2 separate regions of the Homo sapiens genome follow, and region 2 is linked to region 1. Evidence: read pairs that join two places in POLR2A ChIA-PET (ENCODE). Cell type or tissue: Panc1. All regions are shown on one strand.

Region 1 (8,000 bases):
TAGTTGAAAAAATATGAACAATAATGGCATGTGTGAATGAGTAAATAAAAAATATTATAGCTATTAACCTTAGAAGAAAAAAGCAGTATAGTTATAAAAAATTGGGCAATGTTACATTGAGATCAGGAAGATTTCATTGAAAAGGTGGTATTTTGCTTAAGATTTGAAAAAGAAGTGGTAAGTATTTCTCTATTTTAATTTTTTTATTTTACTTTATGTTTTGGGATACATGTGCAGAACTTGCAGGTTTGTTACATAGGTAACAAATACATGTGCCATGGTGGTTTGCTGCACCCATCAACCTGTCATCTAGGTTTTAAGCCCCACATGCATTAGGTATTTGTCCTAATGCTTTCCCTCCACTTGCCCCCCACACCCTGACAGGCCCTCTTGTTTGTGATGTTCCCTCCCTGTGTCCATGTGTTTTCACTGTGCAGCTCCCACTTATGAGTGAGATCCTGCAGTGTTTGGTTTTCTGTTCCTGTGTTAGTTTTCTGAGAATGATGGTTTCCAGCTTCATCCATGTCCCTGCAAAGGATATGTACTCATTCTTTTTTATGGCTGCATAGTATTCCATAGTGTATATGTGCCACATTTTCTTTATCCAGTCTATCATTGTTGGGCATTTGGGTTGGTTCCAAGTATTTGCTATTGTGAATAGTGCTGCAATAAACATACATGTGCATGTGTCTTTATAGTAGAATGATTTATAATCCTTTAGGTATATACCCAGTAATGGGATCGCTGGGTCAAATGGTATTTCTGGTTCTAGATCTTTGGGGAATCACCACAATGTCTTCCATAATGGTTGAACTGATTTACACTCCCACCAACAGTGTAAAGCATTCCTATTTCCCCACAGCCTCACCAGCATCTGTTGTTTCCTGTCTTTTTTAATGATCACCTTTCCAACTGGCATGAGATGGATCTCATTGTGGTTTTGATTTGCATTTCTCCAATGACCAGTGATGATGAGCTTTTTTTCATATGTTTCTTGGCCATGTAAATGTCTTCTTTTGAGAAATGTCTGTTCATATACTTCACCCACTTTTTGCTGGGGATGTTTGTTTCTTGTCTTGTAAATTTTTTAAAGTTCCTTGTAGATTATATCATCTATTTAAGGTATAGATATGTTATAGTTTCCAATGTATTATATTAGGGAAGAAAAGCACTGAATTTGAGGTCAGAAATCTGTTCATAGCCTTCTTGTTTTCTAGCTGTCAGTAACATATTGATCAAATAAGTAAACTTTTTAGGGTCTTCTTTTGCTTATTGCACTTATACTAAGTCATTTTCAAGATCCCTACACCCTTACCAGTCTCTAGTCAAGATCCCAGTCAACTGGCGGTTGATCTAGAAGATTAATCTAGCCAGTTATGTATCTAAATTCATGTTATTTTAACACCAACTTTAATATTTTTCAAAGCACAATGCGGCAGAGCCAGAGATACAGGCATACTTCCTTGTGTTGTGCTTTGGTTTATTGTGCTTCACAAACGTTGCATTTTTTAAAAAAACTAATTGAAGGTTTGTGGCAACCCTGCATCCAGCAAATCTATGGGTGCCATTTTTCAACAGCATGTGCTCACTTTTGTCTCTATATGAGATGTTGGTGATACTCATGATATTTCCAATTTTTTAATTATTATTGTATTTGGTATGGTGATCTGTGATCAGTATCTTTTGATGTTATGTTGTAATTGTTTTGGGGCAGCACAAATCGTGCTCATAAAAAATGGCAAACTTAATTGATAGATGCTGTGTGTTTCTGACAGCTCCACCAATCGGCCATTTCCCCATCTCTGTCCCTCTCCCTGGGCCTTACTATTCTCTGAGACACAACCGTATTGAAATTAGGTCAATTAATAACTTTCCAGTGGCCTCTAAGTGTTCAAGCGAGAGGACAAGTCACATGCCTCTCACTTGAAATCAAAAGCTGGAAAAGATTAAGCTTATTGAAGAAGGCACATTGAAAGCCAAGATAGACTGAAAGCTAGGCTTAATGAGCCAGTTAGCCAAGTAGCAAATGCAAAGGAAAATTAAAGTAATTAAGTAGCAATTAAAAATGCTACTCCATGAATAAGAAAGCAAAACTGCCTTATTACTGATTTGAAGAAAACTTTGCTGGTCTAGATAGATCAAACCAGCCATAACATTCCCTTAACCCAAAGCCTAATCCAAAGCAAAGCCCTAACTGTCTTCGATTGTAACAAGGCTGAAAAAGGTGAGGAAGCTGTAGATGAATTTTGAAGCTAGCAGAGATTGGTTCATGAGGTATAAGGAATGAAGCAAACTCCACCACATAAAAGTGCAAGGTGAAGCAGCAAGCGATGATGTGCAATCTGTAGCAAGTTATCCAGAAGATCTGATGAAGATGGCTACACTAAACAACAGACTTTCAATGTACAGTAAATGAAATTTACTGTACATTATTATGTACACATATATGCAGTATAACTATATGTATGTGCAGTATAGTTATACTGCATATAAGTACATTGAAATAGTCTTATATGGAAGTATATGTCATCTAAGGCTTTCATAACGAAAAAGTCAATGCTTGGCTTCAAATCTTCAAAGGGTAGGCTGACTCTAACGTTAAGGGCTGATGTAGCTGATGAGTTTAAGTTGAAGTCAATGCTCATTGACCATTCTGAAGATCCTAACTCCCTTAAGAATTATGCTAAATCTACTCTGCCTGTGCTCTATAAATAGAACAACAAAGCCTGGATGGCAGCACATCTGTTTACAGCATGGTTTACTGAATATTTTAAGCCTACTTTGGGGACCTACTGCTTGGAAAGAAAAGAACATTTTCAAAATATTATGACTCATTGACAATCCACTCAGTAATTCCGCAGCTCTGAAAGAGATGTGCAAGAAAATTTGTGCTGTTTCCGTGCATGGTAACACAGAATCCTGTCAAGATCAAGTAGTAATTTTGACTTTCAAGTTTTATTGTTTAAGAAATACATTTCATAAGGATATAGCTGCTATGGATAGAGATTCCTCTGATGGATCTAAGCAAAGTAAATAAAAAACCTTCTGGAAAAAAATTGCCATTCTAGATGCCATTGAGAACATTTATGATTCATGGGAGGAGGTTAAAATATCAACATTAATGAGAGTTTGAAAAATGTTTATTTCAATCCTTACAGATGACTTTGGGGGTTTCAAGACTTCAGCAGAGTAAATAACTGCAGTTGTGGTGGAAAAAGCACAAGAACTAGAATTAGAAGTAGAGCCTGAAGGTGTGACTGAATTGCTGCAATCTCATGATAAAACATAAACAGATAAGGAGTTGCTACTTACAGATGAGGAAAGAAATTTGTTTCTTGAAACACAGTCTATTCTGGGTGAAGATGTTGTGAACATTCTTGAAATGACAACAAAGGATTCAGAATATTACAAAAACTTAGATGATAAGGCAGTGGCTGGGTTCAAGAGGACTGAGTCCCATTTTGAAAGTTCTACTGTAGATAAAATGCTATCAATTAGCATTGCATGCTACAGAGAAATTGTCATGAAAGGAAGAGTTAATCAATGCAGCAAACTTTATTGGTATCTTATATTAAGAGATTACCACAGCCACCCCAACCTTTAGCAATCACCACCTTTGCTGATCAGTCAGTGGCAGTCAATACTGAGGCACGACTTTATACCAGCAAAAAGATTAGAACTTGCTGAAGGCTCATATGACTGTTAAGACTTTTAGCAATAAAGTATTTTTAATTAAGGTTTTTTTTTTTAAATATAATGCTATTGAACACTTAATAGACTACAGTGTAAAAATGACTTTTACATGTACTGGGAAACCAACAAGTTTGTGTGACTCACTATCATAATATTTACTTTATTGTGGTGGACTTGAAATGAATTCTCAAAATCTCTGAGGTATGCCTATATCTGGATTTGAGCAGTGTCTTGCTTTTGTCTAAGATGTGTAGCCTTGGTAAAAATTATAGTCCACTTTCATGCTATTTGTGAGAATGGAGATAATGGGTGTACAATGCCTACCACAAACGAACTAAATGGTAGATAAACAGTAAATCTTATTGTTTTTTATTCATTTGCTCCTCACAAAATTGTCACTGAATATGCATTATTGTCTCCATTTTACTAATTAGTAAACTGAAGCAAAGAGCTCAAATTGCCCAGCTACCCAGTAGCAGAAATAGTAAGAGTATTACTCAAGTTCTCAGGCTCTCATTTGTTTTTCCTAAAATTTACTTTCTACATATGGTTTTATATAAAACAGCCCATTTGTGACTTTCAATATATTCATTATGTATATATTAAACTTAATAAAAGTTTGTTATTATAGATTTTATTATATATTTTGGGCAAATTGGTAAACACATTAGTTTCCTTATTTACTCTTCTTTACCTAAGTCTTAAACGTAGAATCTTTAAAAAGTTTTTTTTTTTTTTTTTTTTTTTTTAAAGTAGCTTAGGCCGGGCGTGGTGGCTCAGGCCTGTAATCCCAGCACTTTGGGAGGCCGAGGTGGGCGGATCACAAGGTCAGCAGTTTGAGACCAGCCTGGCCAATATGGTGAAACCCCGTCTCTACTACAAATACAACAATTAGCCAGGGGTGGTGGTGCGTGCCTGTAATCCCAGCCACTCAAGAGACTGAGGGAGGAGAATTGCTTGAACGTGAGGCAGAGGTTGCAGTGAGCAAAGATTGTGCCACTGCACTCCAGCCTGGGTGACAAAGCAAGGCTCTGTCTCAAAAAAAAAAAAGTACCTTAAAGATCATTTATTCAAATAGCTTTGTTTTACCCGGTACAGTGGCTCATGCCTGTAATCCCAGTACTTTGGGAGGCCAAGGCAAGCAGATCCCTTGAGGCCAGGAGTTTGAGACCAGCCTGGGTAACGTGGTGAAACCCTGTCTCTACTAAAATTACAAAAATTAGTGGTGGCACATGCCTGTAATCCCAGCTACTAGGGAAGCTGAGGCAGGAGAATTGCTTGAACCGGGGATGTGGAGGTTGTAGCTCACCGAGATTATGCCACTGCACTCCCTCCTGGGCCACAGAGTGAGACCGTGTCTCAAAAACAAACAAACAAACAAACAAACAGCAACAACAACAACAAAAAAACCCCAAAAACAAATGACTTTGTTTGATGAGTGAGAAAGAAGCTTGATTCAGAGCAGGTAACACCAACTGGATATTTAACTAAATTTATTTGAGTAAAGGCAAGCTGAAATTAAGCATTTCCACTAATATTTTTTGAAACTCATTGTTATTAAGATATATAAATAAATTTGCTAAGTATAATTTAATATAATTTTACACTTATAAACTTACTGGAATGCAAAAATATAAAATATAAAGTTGTAAAACTTTATAGCAATTATGAAGAGTATTTGATTTAATAGCTGTATAATGTTAGACAAATTATTTAATCCTTGAGCCTCACTTTCCTCACATGAGGAAAGAGAATAATAGTAAAACTTCTTTTATGGGCTGTTGTGAGGACTAAATGAAATAATGTATGAAGCCTTAATATATAAATGTTAGTTTTTAAATTATTTTTATTTAAATTATAACAAATGCTATAATTATTGTTGGAGGAAACTTCCTGTTGTCTGACCTCACATTACTATGAGGAGGTTCTTGAGGCCAAAATTCACATAGGATTAGGCTTTGTTTGTTACTGTGTTTATTACCTCTGTTGATGTGACATAAATATGTACCAATGAAGGCATTAATAAAATGGAACTACTGTTTCACCCAAATGAGTAATTTAGAAATTACGTATTTGGAGGAGAAATACTGTGTTAGCTTTGCTGCAGAACAAAACACCCCCAAACCATTTATTAGGAAATAGTTCTGTGGCTTGGCTGGGATGGCTTTTCTCTGCTCCATGTATTTTGATTGCACTTCTGCATTTGCAGTCAGCCGCTGGTCTCTGATAACCTTGCTCACATGTATGGCAGTTGGTACTAGCTCTCAGTTGGGCCACATGTCTATAGCAGCCTATCTTGAACCTGAGCCGCAAGAGAGAGGGAATACCCCAAAGTTCAGGCACCATGAAGGTATCTTTGTATAGTATTTGCTGATTTTCTATTGGCCAAAGCAAGTGTGGAAGAAGTCACTGTGAAAAGAGACAACACATGGATGTAGATGATAGGAGAAAATACTTATTGGGGTTCTTTATTGTAATCATCTACCACAAATACAACTTTTGAGCCTCCCTCGCTTTAGTGAAATTTTAATTTATGTGAAATGCTTTCATTAATATTCATGCTCATGAAATGGGCATATAATGGTACCTGATTTTAAAGCTTTAATCAACATACTTCCTTATTTAGAATTATTGCCCAATTTTAACTTTTATGTCAGAATGTGAATGAGCCAAATATTAGTAGCTATGATTGGTGATAAATATTAAGAAGGTTTATTCCTCCCTTGACAATGATGATTATGCTAATGATGGTGATTACACCTAATTTTAAAGGAGCCCTCAATGTGTGTCACACACTGTGCTGAATTCTTTACATACTACCTTATTTCGTTCCTGCCATAGCCCTTTTATTTTTTAAATTCAAATTGGAAAATGAAATACCAAGAGGCAAATGAACTTCCCTGGGTTGTGTACAAGCAGATGGTGGTGATAGTTCATATCTGTTGTTTTGATGCCAGAACACATACTTTTGACCACTATACTGTACCATATCACAAATGTTACATATGTGGATGTGAATGTATATATCTTTACATATGTATATATATAAAATATTCAATAACGATATGTAGTTATAATCTTTTATATTATCTTATTAGTTATAATGCTACTGTAGTTTTTGATTCCCCAGAATCTCAACAGTAAGTTCAGTGAATACTGGGAGTTGATGTCACAAAAACTTATACAATTAGATCAATGTCCTAAAATGTATCATTTTCACCATAGCATCTACTTGCTTTCATAAAGATATAACTTAGTGAAAACATTCAAATTATCAGTGAATAATAGCTTAATAATAATAGTCTCATCCTGTCATGGAACATCAGTGGTAGCATTAAGAAATGGCTCTTGAGCCTTGAACTTGGCAGCCACTTTTAAGATTCCATTTGGCTTGCTAAGCATAGTAAAGGCCAAAAGGGAAAAGGGGAGAGCAGGAAAGGACTTTGTATTTATGGGTGGGCTTTAGAAATGAAAGTGTTCCTAATGCAGAAATGGAACATAAAACTCATTTTCCAAAGCTAAAGATCTGAGGGTTTTTAAACCTACAAATCACACCAACTTCAGTCAGGCTGTCATTGTAGGAAAGTGTTTTTTCCTATAGTGTAAAGTTAATGGATCCTAGCGATTGTACAATGGTTCAATGTTCTTGGTGCTCACATTCTTCCTGGGGAATGTGGATTTTTTGATAGTTACTAAATATTTGTAACTTCATTAGAGTCTTAGTTTTTTAATACTTACAAACGAAAGAAAATAGACATTTTGTTCTTATGGATTTTAAGTACAGTAGAAGCTACTATAGTTTACAAGTTTACTGTTTAAAGTTTACTGTTCTACTTAGAATTGATTGTGTAACTGCATCTTTACGACACACTGGAATCTGTAGAATTGGCCCATATATGTAAGCTTATACCAGAATGAGTTGTGATGATTTAGTAGGGGGATTATTTTTAAGATCTGCTTTTTAGGAGATACAGTTTTGTAAGATAAAACACACAAACAGAAAACTCCTCATTTCTTTCTATGCTTTTTTTTGAAAGATAAATGCTAGCAATTATTAGATTTTTCTTTACTTTCAAGTCCTTTATTCATCTAGGACACTCTTCATCACTTTTAAGAACATTAGAACTCTTCAGAGAAGATTATAAGATTTTATTAAAGAAGTAATTAGGGAAAAATATCACAACCATATTTTCTCCTAGAACTGATATCTATTTCTTTGATTTGTGTACCTGAGATTGAGAGTCTAAAAAATTATTTTCTAATTCAGATTCTAATCCAGATAGACCTCAGGTACAATACTTAATCTC
Region 2 (8,000 bases), 140 kb before region 1:
AATAGGACAGTATGAGGAAGGTGGTCCAGATAGAATCAGTCTTAGGAGATCTGCTGTAATCATAGATTATTCTCAGTAGCTGGGCTTCTTCAGTGTTCTATTTTTAATTTCCTAAATAAAATGTTATAATATAGTTGGAATATAAACTATATTCTTGGACTTTGTTTAAGCCAACAGCTTTACAGAGAGACCACACTGCTCACAGATGGACCCAGATTAGAAATGAAATATTCATTCACTTATTCAACCAATGAATATTTCTTGAGCTTCTACTATATGGTAGACATACCGCTAAGCATTGAGGATAATTTACTGAGTATTACATAGGTGGTCATTTGATCTGCGGCTGTTCACAGTCTTATAGTATTTGCGTATTTCTATTTCTATATAGATTTTTAGTAATAAGAGAGGTAATTGGTTAAATGTAAACCCTGTATGGTAATACATCATACACTATATTATTTTTTATTCCATTCGTTCCATTGGTATTTCAAGTCTTAATTTATCTTGTTTAATTAAAAGGCATAAATTAGCACATCATGCTGTTTGCATCTAATTATACAGCTGAGTTCTTGGATTATCTTTGATTCTAAAAGTACAACTCAACATACTAATAAGAAGAGTAAATCAGAAATAGAAAGATAGTCTTTAAATTTTAAAATAAAAGAATGAAATTCATGTTTACTGTAACATTATTGTGACCTTCATATTTTAATCTTATTTAAAACTGATTTTGTAATAATAGACTAAATTTGAGCAGTTAGTCTTGACAAATATAAGATCATTTTGCCTGTATCACTTCCTTTCTGCTATATTTTTTATGACAAAAGATTTTGAAATATGCCTTTGAAAGTAAATGATTTAATCGATTTTTTTAAGTGACAATCTCTACTTTTGTTTATACTTTGCAATAGTTTTATTTTCTTTACCAAGAAGACCTTGAGTTGCTATTTTATTTTGGTTAGGGTTCCTTCATGAATCATTTAGCCAGAATAAGCTGAAACAGCAATCTTTTTGTTCACATACAGTGAGATATGTTGTCTCATTTCAGTGGTATGGCCCCGGTGTCCTTTCTCCCTGTGTTCTTTTTGTCTTAAGTTTGCCTTCCCTAGATTTGACCCATGTCATACCTTCTATTGCTCCCTCCTGTTTTAGATTAGTATTTCCTAAGTGCCTCCGAGGTGCCAGGCTTTGTGCTGGCTTCTTCAGATGTAGCCATAAAGCAGTCAGTTGGATTCCCATGAAACTTGTAATAAAAATGTTCCTTACGCAAATAATCACACACAGAGTAGTTTAATTTCTTGTTTTAATATCTTTAAAGAAGAAGCATGGGATGTTTTTGAGAGGTGCAATCGGGGAAGTTAACCCTCTACTGTGGAGGAGAGGGTGAATCAAGAAAGTCTTCCCTAAAGATCAGTATTTAAGCCGAATCTTGGTAAATAGTTGGAGAGACCAACAACCAACCTGAGAAAAATCTCTGATTGCCACTTCTCTGCTGTCATGAGGTAGTTTCATTTGATGTTGAGTTTCAAGGAGGTACAGTTGGAAGCTTTGATTTTAAATATATTTAATTAGCCCAATGCAGGATTTTAAAAGATTTAAATGTAAAAATCTGATGCAGAAAAGAATATTTTACATGTATTATGAACCATTATACTATTTCTATATGTGCTTGACTTTAGTTATTTAGTGTGGTTTATTACTTCAATTTAAAAACTATGTATATTATAAAATTCATTTTTGTAAATAGATTTTTGTTTCATGGATGTTATAAACCTGAAAGTGTCTTGGAGCCTGATATCAGTTGCATGTAAACATTAGTTAATGACTTAAATTTCCTTTTTATGGTATTGTCTAAAACAGACTTATGAAGATCATAGAGAAAGTCTTATTAATATCTATTATTAGTTCAGTGACAGACTTAATAAAAATGAAGATACTGATAATGATAGGAACAGCTTCAAAGCTCTCTACCTTGCTTTTAAGACATTGATCTGATTGAGCACGGAGGATAAAAATTCCATTTTTTATAAATATATAGTAACTATTTTAAATCTAGGTAAATTAATCCTTATAATGACTCAGTTATTAAAACTGGCTGGTCAGTATTTTAAACTCATCAAAGTACAACTATATCGCACATTGCTGATACATCATCATGAAAAATGTGTGAGACTATACCTTTCTTTTGACTCAGGTTAATTATAAAAAAAAAATTCTACTTTTCAGTCTAGCTGCTTGCATAATTGCTTTTTTGGCAAACATTACTTCATCAATTCCTTAGAAAATTTTGGCCTTTAAAACCCAAGAGAACATCCTACCCTGTTTATACTGACTTTAAAAAGATTGAAGTAACATTTCAAATGCTTTTTCTCTGTGAGCCCTTAATCCTTTCAGACTTATTCTGACTGATCTATTCTTGTGTTTTATCCATTTTGTTGTTGATTTAGCTTGTTACTCCCCAAATATTTTCCCGTGCCTTTTTTTTCTTCAACAGCTCTTACTGCTTATATGAATGATGATTGGAATAGATCATTTAATAGCCACAGGGATATTGAAATACTTTAAGTCAAAACAAAACAAAACCTCTTAAACCTTGTATGTTATTGGTACAGTGCTTGCCTCTGCCCTTAACTGCCTGAGACCATGTTTGTGAGGCTGCTTCATCAGAAAGCCAATGATCTTTCCATATTTTAAGGTTTCATGGGCTAGAATTGGAATTTTAGCCAAGCTGGTGGTTATTATTTTTTAGTCTACGTCAGTTGTATACAACAGAGTAAAATGTGACCATTCATGGAAAAATTAAATTTACTAACTCATGTCATTAAATTGGTAACTCATGTAATAGAAGTACAGCTGAAGATCCAGGCTTTAGAAAAGAAAGAGTCAGAGGTGCTGGGCTGGGTGTAGCAACAACTGGTGTCCTGGGCTTGCGAATCTAATTTCAGAGAAAATCTGGTCAGCTTGTGTTTGGTCAATTCTCCAACTGTGTCTAGGGAAAGGAAGGGTACTAGTGGGAAAAGCGGAGCTTTCAAAGTAATAGTGGTGGGGATGTGATGACCAGAAAAATGTAGAAAAATGCAGGGAAGGCAAAAAATAGCAGCTTTCTACTCTGCTTTTTGGGATTTAACATCACTCTACTGTCCTTACCTATAAAATTGTAATACTACTACCACCTATTTCATAGGTTGCTAACAGCAGTGAAACTGGAAGTACTCAGAACAGTATTTAACAAATAGCAAATTCCCAATATCATAAATATCTCCATTTTACAGATGAGAAATTGTGGTTCTGAGAGGTTTAAATACCCCGCCCAAGGTCACACTGATAGGGATTGGTTAAGCTGGCAGTCAGACACTTTCATTATAGATTCATTCTAAAACACTATGCCGTGTTGCTTCAAAGTCCATAGAGCCTACTCCCTAAAGTTCACCTTTCTCTTTATTGTACTACTTCTGTCTTCCTAGTACCTAATATCTGTCATTTTAAAGAAACATTTTAATTCTACTCCTTCACTTTTTACAATCTCAAACATTCTCTCTTTTCAAAGCAATAAAGATGTAAACAACTGACAGGAACAATCAAAAGCCAAACTAGAATACTAAAAAGATGTATGCCTGTAATACCAAGAAAAAAATCATACATTTATCAAAATGTACCCAAATTCATATGTCCAGATTCATTGCCATTAAAGACTTAACTAAATACCTGAGACACAAGTATAATAATCCTTGATTTTGGAAAAGGACAAAGGATAGACCTAAGGGATAGTAAAAATTAAGTAGATCCATCTTTAGTAAAATAATGATTTTTAAAATTATAGATTGTTCAAGATAACTCCCATACTTCAGCACTGGCTGGAAAAATAGTAGAGCCCATTATCAAGCAATCAGTGTTTGTCAGTTTACAAATACTGTAATCAGCATGTGTCTGTGAAGTGAAAGCAATGCTAGATATGTCTGTTTTTCTGTTATAAAAGAGTTATTGATTTTATACAGGGAATTTACAAAGCTTTTAGTATTTTTCAAAGTGTGTTCAATGGATGTTAATAGGGTTATGTGGCTGAAAAATATTACCTAGTCAAATAAATTTAAGAAACTGGAATACAGAAGATAAAACAGATTTCTTTACTGTAAAACGGGTCAGAGCCTTTAATATTGCTGATTTTCAAGAAGGGTTACAGAATGCAACATAGCAAAAGCTGATTCTATGATGAATCTTGAGAATGGTATGTTCTAAGCTGCCAAAATGCTCAGGTAGACTTACGTAAGCACCTGCTTTGGCTGTTCAAGAGCAGAACCTGTCCCTGTTCCCCTTTCTATCACTGGTACCTAGCAGAGTGCCTGATACTGACAGGTGCTAATTGAGTATTTGTTGACTGACTGAATGAATAAATAAATATTCAGTAGAACCCTAAAGAAAAAGATAGACTAATATCTTGATTACATGATCATACATGTATTTGAAAAGAGGAGGCTGTCTCAAATCTGACTTAAAATTATGCATATATTTTAATTGTTCTTTTTGACTTCAGAAAGGGAAGTTCATAGTTCTAATTGGATTTGAAAATCAAATTTAAATTAACTGAGAATTAATGAATTCCTTGATATTATCGTGTGTTGGAAAAATTTTACAGAACACATTTTTTATAGCCATATAACACTATTGATTTGTGCAAAACAAAGTATTGGATCATTTTCTTGAGTTTCTTCTTGAAATGGGATGTTGCTGGGAGGAGTTTCCAGAAGATGCTATATTGCCAATGTATAGTGCAGTACTTCTGGGTGAATACAACATAATGCTCTATCTTTATATTTATACATCAATGGAAATATATTCTTACATATAAACACATATAATATACACAAATGCATTATAGCTCTGTACACATACACACATATTTGTTTTCATGTTTGAACATGTATATATGCATATATGTGGGACAAGTAATGAAAAAAATTCTAGTTTTCTTAACCAAGAAAAAGCATGCAGATACCCCCTGAAGTAAAGAATATGAGATAGTTGGGGGAGGAGCCAAGATGGCCGGATAGGAACAGCTCTGGTCTACAGCTCCCAGCATGAGCCACGCAGAAGACGGGTGATTTCTGCATTTCCATCTGAGGTACCGGGTTCATCTCACTAGGGAGTGCCAGACAGTGGGCGCAGGTCAGTGGGTGCACGCACCGTGCGTGAGCCGAAGCAGGGCGAGGCATTGCCTCACTCGGGACGTGCAAGGGGTCAGGGAGTTCCCTTTCCTAGTCAAAGAAAGGGGTGACAGACGGCACCTGGAAAATCGGGTCACTCCCACCCAAATACTGCGCTTTTCCGACGGGCTTAAAAAATGGCGCGCCACGAGATTATATCCTGCACCTGGCTCGGAGGGTCCTACGCCTACGGAGTCTCGCTGATTGCTAGTACAGCAGTCTGAGATCAAACTGCAAGGCGGCAGCGAGGCTGGGGGAGGGGTGCCCACCATTGCCCAGGCTCTCTTAGGTAAACAAAGCAGTCAGGAAGCTCCAACTGGGTGGAGCCCACCACAGCTCATGGAGGCCTGCCTGCCTCTGTAGGCTCCACCTCTGGGTGTCGGGCACAGACAAACAAAAAGACAGCAGTAACCTCTGCAGACTTAAATGTCCCTGTCTGACAGCTTTGAGGAGAGCAGTGGTTCTCCCAGCACGCAGCTGGAGATCTGAGAACGGGCAGACTGCCTCCTCAGGTGGGTCCCTGACCCCTGACCCCTGAGCAGCCTAACTGGGAGGAACCCCCCAGTAGGGGCAGACTGACACCTCACATGGCCGGGTACTCCTCTGAGACAAAACTTCCAGAGGAACGATCAGACAGCAGCATATTCGCGGTTCATGAAAAACCACTGTTCTGCAGACACCACTGCTAATACCCAGGCAAACAGGGTCTGGAGTGGACCTCTAGCAAACTCCAACAGACCTGCAGCTGAGGGTCCTGTCTGTTAGGAGGAAAACTAACAAACAGAAAGGACATCCACACCAAAAACCCATCTGTACATCACCATCATCAAAGACCAAAAGTAGATAAAACCACAAAGATGGGGAAAAAACAGAGCAGAAAAACTGGAAACTCTAAAAAGCAGAGCACCTCTCCTCCTCCAAAGGATCGCACTTCCTCACCAGCAATGGAACAAAGCTGGACGGAGAATGACTTTGAGTTGAGAGAAGAAGGCTTCAGATGATCAAACTACTCCGAGCTACAGGAGGAAATTCAAACCAAAGGCAAAGAAGATAAAAACTTTGAAAAAAATTTAGACGAATGTATAACTAGAATAACCAATACAGAGAAGTGCTTAAAGGAGCTGATGGAGCTGAAAGCCAAGGCTCGAGAACTACGTGAAGAATGCAGAAGCCTTAGGAGCCGATGCAATCAACTGGAAGAAAGGGTATCAGTGATGGAAGATGAAATGAATGAAGTGAAGCGAGAAGGGAAGTTTAGAGAAAAAAGAATAAAAAGAAACGAACAAAGCCTCCAAGAAATATGTGACTATGTGAAAAGACCAAATCTACGTCTGATTGGTGTACCTGAAAGTGACGGGGAGAATGGAACCAAGTTGGAAAACAATGTGCAGGATATTATCCAGGAGAACTTCCCCAATCTAGCAAGGCAGGCCAACATTCAGATTCAGGAAATACAGAGAACGCCACAAAGATACTCCTCGAGAAGAGCAACTCCAAGACACATAATTGTCAGATTCACCAAAGTTGAAATGAAGGAAAAAATGTTAAGGGTAGCCAGAGAGAAAGGTCGGGTTACCCACAAAAGGGAAGCCCATCAGACTAACAGCAGATCTGTTGGCAGAAACTCTATAAGCCAGAAGAGAGTGGGGGCCAATATTCAACATTCTTAAAGAAAAGAATTTTCAACCCAGAATTTCATATCCAGCCAAACTAAGCTTCATAAGTGAAGGAGAAATAAAATTCTTTGCAGACAAGCAAATGCTGAGAGATTTTGTCACCACCAGGCCTGCCCTAAAAGAGCTCCTGAAGGAAGCACTGAACATGGAAAGGAACAAACAGTACCAGCTGCTGCAAAATCATGCCAAAATGTAAAGACCATCGAGACTAGGAAGAAACTGCATCAACTAACGAGCAGAATAACCAGCTTACATCATAATGAGAGGTTCAAATTCACACATAACAATATTAACTTTAAATGTAAATGGACTAAATGCTCCAATTAAAAGACACAGACTGGCAAATTGGATAAAGAGTCAAGACGCATCAGTGTGTTGTATTCAGGAAACCCATCTCACGTGCAGAGACACACATAGGCTCAAAATAAAAGGATGGAGGAAGATCTACCAAGCCAATGGAAAACAAAAAAAGGCAGGGGTTGCAATCCTAGTCTCTGATAAAACAGACTTTAAACCAACAAAGATCAAAAGAGACAAAGAAGGCCATTACATAATGGTAAAGGGATCAATTCAACAAGAGGAGCTAACTATCCTAAATATATATGCACCCAATACAGGAGCACCCAGATTCATAAAGCAAGTCCTGAGTGACCTACAAAGAGACTTAGACTCCCACACATTAATAATGGGAGACTTTAACACCCCACTGTCAACATTAGACAGATCAACAAGACAGAAAGTCAACAAGGATACCCAGGAATTGAACTCAGCTCTGCACCAAGCGGACCTAATAGACATCTACAGAACTCTCCACCCCAAATCAACAGAATATACATTTTTTTCAGCACCCCACCACACCTATTCCAAAATTGACCACATAGTTGGAAGTAAAGCTCTCCTCAGCAAATGTAAAAGAACAGAAATTATAACAAACTATCTCTCAGACCACAGTGCGATCAAACTAGAACTCAGGATTAAGAAACTCACTCAAAACCGCTCAACTACATGGAAACTGAACAACCTGCTCCTGAATGACTACTGGGTACATAACAAAATGAAGGCAGAAATAAAGATGTTCTTTGAAACCAACAAGAACAAAGACACAACATACCAGAATCTC

Evidence for each region. ChIA-PET counts read pairs that join two places held together with the same protein. Peaks named below come from ENCODE experiments on the same cell type or tissue, not always from the same donor. Only the 100,000 strongest peaks of a DNase experiment are listed, where the experiment ranks them.
Region 2: POLR2A ChIA-PET joins it to region 1 with 8 read pairs; 2 of 35 experiments call an interaction of 5 or more read pairs at or near these places.

What each region holds. Positions count from the first base shown.
Region 1 is chr12:77,793,108-77,801,107 of GRCh38, forward strand. It overlaps a transcript of NAV3 not described here. Among named protein-coding and RNA genes, the nearest start is that of NAV3, 34 kb to the right of the region's middle. In Panc1, no CTCF peak of the experiment used is centred here; a DNase peak (open chromatin) is centred at 3,806.
Region 2 is chr12:77,648,941-77,656,940 of GRCh38, forward strand. It overlaps a transcript of NAV3 not described here. Among named protein-coding and RNA genes, the nearest start is that of NAV3, 180 kb to the right of the region's middle. In Panc1, no CTCF peak of the experiment used is centred here; no DNase peak of the experiment used is centred here.